Regions from separate parts of the Homo sapiens genome. Here region 1 is linked to region 2. Evidence: read pairs that join two places in POLR2A ChIA-PET (ENCODE). Cell type or tissue: IMR-90. All regions are shown on one strand.

Region 1 (2,500 bases), 270 kb after region 2:
ATGCAGAGGTCTATTGAGATCTTTGAAGATATGTAGGGATCTTGAAAGGTTTCTAGCTTAGCCATAACTGAGAGCAAAAAGTACATTTCCAGCACTACTTGGAAGTCAGACCCGTCCAGCCTCCCTCGAAGCGTGGGAAAATGCCAGCCATCATATAGGGTTCCATTGGGAAAAGACTCTAATTGTCAGATGGCTATTCCTTACGCCAAGCCCAGACCCACTATCTTAGGTCTGGCAAATGAAAGCCTCTTACAAATTGCTAAAAGAATTTTTACTTGTGGTAAAATACAGATAATCTAAAGTTTACTGTCTTAGCCATTTCTAAGTATAAACAATAACTTGTATAAGAATTCTAATTAGGAATTATTTCAAACATGCAGAAAAGTACAGAGGAAAAGAAAACAAACAAACATATGCATGCACATGCTGAAGTTAATGTTTTGCCATATTTTCTTATTTCTTTTACATTTTAAGAAATATGGTGTAAGCCCACAGAAAGTCCTGCTTTCAAAGAATCCCATTCCCTTCTCTTCTTTCCCAAGGTAACTGCTCCCCAGGCAATGCTATGTGCCTTTGGGTACCACTACCTTTTGATGTTGGAATATTCATAGGTGTCTTAGCATATTCTGTGTGTGTGTGTGTGTGTGTGTGTGTGTGTGTGTGTGTGTGTGTGTGTGTGTGTGGTTGGTGAGGCTGGAGGCAGAGAGAGCTTAGCCCAAGCAGAGTCCCTTCAGGTCAAAGTTCAGGTCATGCTCAAATGGGGTTACAGCCTCACAACCTAGCACTTTGCTGTGATTTGACTGTGAGAATTTTCAGCGTTCTAGCTTATCTTCCTTCTTACCTTTTGTACCTTGGCACCCACGCTGACAAGTGTGGGAAAAGGTCATGGTCTTGATTCTGCACTACAGAGGAGAGGCACCTCACCTCTTTTTCTCTTCTCCCTAATGAAGACAGCGATTCTAGCCCCCTTCCTTACGCCAACTGTGGTTTTCAGGTGACACAATGGATCCCCTCCTTCTCCAAAATAATTTCAGGTATTCTGCTGTGTCTGCTGAGGCTGGGGTCCCCAAAGATGCAGGCACAGCACATACTTCCATGCTGCAGTAGGAGCAGGTCTTCTGTGTTACTCCCACCCAGCACTCTGGAGTCTGTTTTGGCCACTGTGGTGCACTGAACCATGTCACCAGGGACAGAGTACACCGACTCCTCTCCCTGGGTTGTAATGGATAGCACAAAGCCCTCATTTTATAAGTATCATTTTTCTAAATAACATGCTAGGCCAGAACAAAGGCCACTGCAAAGCCACAGGCTCTTCCACACAGTGAGGACACCGCTCTAGAATGTTCCACTTTTAGGTGGTCAGGGGGACAGTATTTGCTCTTGTGCTTCCAATTAGTTAATTTTTCATTAGTCACTTTAAAAGTAGCACTCTTAATTTGGGATTCTAATTGAGGGACTTACGCTGCCACGATCTCTGCTGTAGTTGGGGCTGTAAAATGCTTTCCCCGTGAGAAATGCAAGCAGGAAGTGGTGGACAGCCGGAGAGCTGCCAGAGCCTTCTGCCTCCCCGCATTTTTATTTTGATGACCTGAGAAAAGGCATCACATTTCTGGCTTATTGATTTCTTTTTTTCTTTGTGTATGTGGTTGGAGTGGGGAAGTTGGTGGGGGATGAAAAGAAAGGAAAATAAAGCCATTCATCATTGCAACTAGCTATTTTGTGTAGAAAATGTTTTCTTGGTTTCTGTTTTATGTGACCAAGCACTTACTTACTCTGCATAATAATGCAAAGATGTTCTGCGTGTAACCTCAGTGTCCCATGTAAGGCTCCATGTGCCCTTTCTACAACATGCCGGGTGATGCTGCTAGGGTGTTGAAGGCCCTCGTGGCTTTCCACGTGATTTACTTGGGGCAGATTCACTCAACAGAAGCGTCCGATGCTGCTTTTTTTTTTTTTTCCCCTCCAGCTTTGTTGAGGCACAGTTGACAAATAATGATGCTTCTCTTTAAAAGCCTTCCTCAGAATGAGGTCTTCCTTTTTTTTTCTTTATTTTATTTTTTATTTATTTCAGTAGCTTTGGGGGTATAAGTGGTTTTGGGTTACATGGATGAATTATATAGTGGTGAATTCTGAGATTTTAGTGCACCCATCATCTGAGTAGTATACATTGTACCTAATGTGTAGTTTTTTTATCCCTAGACTCCCCCCACCCTTCCTCTTCTGACTCTCTGAAGTCCATTATATCACTTTGTATGCCTTTATGTGCTTATAGCTTAGCTCCTACTTACAAGTGAGACCGTGTGGATTTTGGTTTTCTACTCCTGTGTTACTTCACTTAGAATAATGGCCTCCAGGTCCATCCAAATTGCTGCAAAGACATTATTTCTTTCCTTTTCATGGCCAAGTAGTACTCCATGGTGTATAGGTACTGCATTTTCTTTATCCACTCAGAATGAGGACATTCAGTTTTCAGTCATCCATTTATCTATACCAGCAAGCA
Region 2 (2,500 bases):
GAAACTGTCACAGGGAAAAGAGAGTTGGACTTTTAGAGCTGTAAAATGTGTCAGTTGTCCACTACCATCTGTACACATCTAACTCCGTGTTAGAAGGAATGTTACTGTTTTCCTGCCCCTGTCTGGATGGTGGAAATGGAAGACTGAGGGTGGAGGACTCATTTCTGAGCTGGTCCGGAGGAAATCTGAATGTCTTAACTTTTATGTATATTGGGGATGCTAAGAGCTCTATCATAATGAAAGTAACACTTGTACGACAATCATTTATCCTAGGTGTCGTTTTGTTTATTGTTACCTGTACAAAACCAGCAAGCAAAGAGCCCCTAGGGCTCAACCTGAGGCTTAAGGAGGTTACATAGGGCTGGATGTAACTTTCAACACCTTTCTCTGATGAAAGGGAGACCTGAAGGTATGCGTTTCAATGACGTGATTTGAAAGGACTCTGTTATCTTTTATTTTGACCGAAAAAAAAAAAAAAAAAAAAGGTCTTGTGAAATGCATTCCTGTCATGGTTGGGCAGGTTAAAGCTCAATGGTCTATATATCTATATCTCTGTCCCAGCTGGGAATGTAGAACAACTCTTACCCATACAAAAATATGAAGGATTAGGTTCATAGAAGACTGCTTTAAAAATATGAGCAGATTATAACTTCTGCTTTTTCTAACAAGTATTGCTTGGGAAGAAAAAGGTCATTATTGTCTTCAGTATCTTCCAGTCCTTTCTCTAAACACCACAAGAATTACATGAAGACTGGAATCAGATCATGCTGTTTCTCTGCTTAAAATTCTTCAATGGTTTCTTATTGGGTCTCAAATAGAATTCACACTCTTCACCATTGCCCATGAGGGCTATACAACCCGGCCTCTCAAGAGCCTTGTGGCCTCTTGTCATGTTGTCCACACCCAGTCATACTTGACTTTTTCCAGTTTCTCAGCTACATCAACCTTTTTTCTCCCACCTCAGGGACTTTTCATTTATGAACCTCTTTGCCAGTTATGTTTCTCTTCCCACACTCAGAGCAGCTGGCCTCTTCATATCCTTTGAGCTTAAATGTCACCTCTGCCTGCCTGCTCCATCACCTCTCCTAACAACCTCCATCTCGACCCCCTGTTGGCTTCTTTTGAAAAATTGAGCACAGCTATTGTTTTACTAATCTGTTTTTGCACTTGTCCTTTATCTATGGCCATCTAGAAAGCATGCTTCATGAAAGTAGGGGCCTTGGCCATTATATTCCCAGTGTCTAGTACAGACCACGTGCTCACTATTTGCTGAATAAATTGAGATTTATGTATTACATAATGCATTATAAATTTAAGCTTTAGTAGTCATTATTCTCTTTGTAGTATATATAATAGAATAATTTCTCCTTGATTTTTATATAACCTCCAGTTTGCAAAGAGGAACTAGAATTCCCACACAAAATGACAGTCTTAGAAATTGGATTGATAAGGCAGACATGACGGCACACACCTGTAGTCCCAGTTGCTTCAGAGGCCAAAACAGGAGGACTGCTTGAGCCCAGCAGTTCAAGGCTACAGTGAGCTAAGCAGGTTCCACTGCATTCCAGCCTAGGTGATAAAACAAGACCCTGCCAAGAAAGAAAAAGGAGGGAGGGAAGGAGGGAGGGAAGGAGGGAGGGAAGGAGGGACGGAGGGAGGGAGGGAGGAAGGAAAATAAATATATTGGATGGATAAAGAAATTCTGTTCTTTTACATCTTTCACTCTCTTTTTAGCACCATAAAATTGTGCTGAACTTCTGCAAAGAGTTTGTGGACCTCACCAAGGTGCTCCCCATGCCTCTTGAACTTGTAGATTCCAGGTTCTTCACCTGATGTACTTTGAGCTCTGAATACTGAGACCACAAAAAAATATGCTCAGCGTTTTGCAAACCTTAGAAAAGTAGACATAAGAGCATTGATTAATGTTCCAACTTGGCCTGATTCACTCAGAACATAAAACTTTGTCCTGGATAGGACTGGCTCAAGACCCCACAGCTAAAAAAAGCCATCTGAGACCTGTGCCCAAGCCTTCTGATGCCAGATCTAGGCCTTAATTCAGGGAACTACTGCTGTCTCTGGAAAGGCAGGGTTAGTTAGGAATTAACAACCCATGATTCTCCAACTGAATCCTTCAAGCACTAGATCCTCATGCTTTTGCGTGACTGGCTCCAGAAGTTTCTTTAAAAATCCAGTCCCCATATTAGAAGTGGTAATACAATTCAAGGAAGTTGTCATTGTCAATCATCGCGTATTCAGCAATTCTTTTTTTTTTTTTTGAGACAGAGCTTTGCTCTCGTTGCCCAGGCTAGAGTGCAATGGCACAATCTCAGCTCACTGCAGCCTCCGCCTCCCAGATTCAAGCAATTCTCCTGCCTCAGCCTCCTGAGTAGCTGGGATTGCAGGTGCCCACCACCACGCCCAGCTAATTTTTTGTATTTTTAGTAAAGACGGGGTTTCACCATGTAGGCCAGGCTGGTCTCGAACTCCTGACCTCAGGTGA

Evidence for each region. Peaks named below come from ENCODE experiments on the same cell type or tissue, not always from the same donor. Only the 100,000 strongest peaks of a DNase experiment are listed, where the experiment ranks them.
Region 1: POLR2A ChIA-PET joins it to region 2 with 9 read pairs; 2 of 35 experiments call an interaction of 5 or more read pairs at or near these places.

What each region holds. Positions count from the first base shown.
Region 1 is chr6:148,537,150-148,539,649 of GRCh38, forward strand. The region is part of intron 16 of SASH1 (SAM and SH3 domain containing 1); the gene reads left to right. Among named protein-coding and RNA genes, the nearest start is that of SASH1, 200 kb to the left of the region's middle. In IMR-90, no CTCF peak of the experiment used is centred here; a DNase peak (open chromatin) is centred at 1,542; H3K27ac peaks cover 1,657 bases.
Region 2 is chr6:148,263,714-148,266,213 of GRCh38, forward strand. It overlaps a transcript of SASH1 not described here. Among named protein-coding and RNA genes, the nearest start is that of SASH1, 78 kb to the right of the region's middle. RefSeq lists an enhancer at 834-1,387. In IMR-90, no CTCF peak of the experiment used is centred here; no DNase peak of the experiment used is centred here.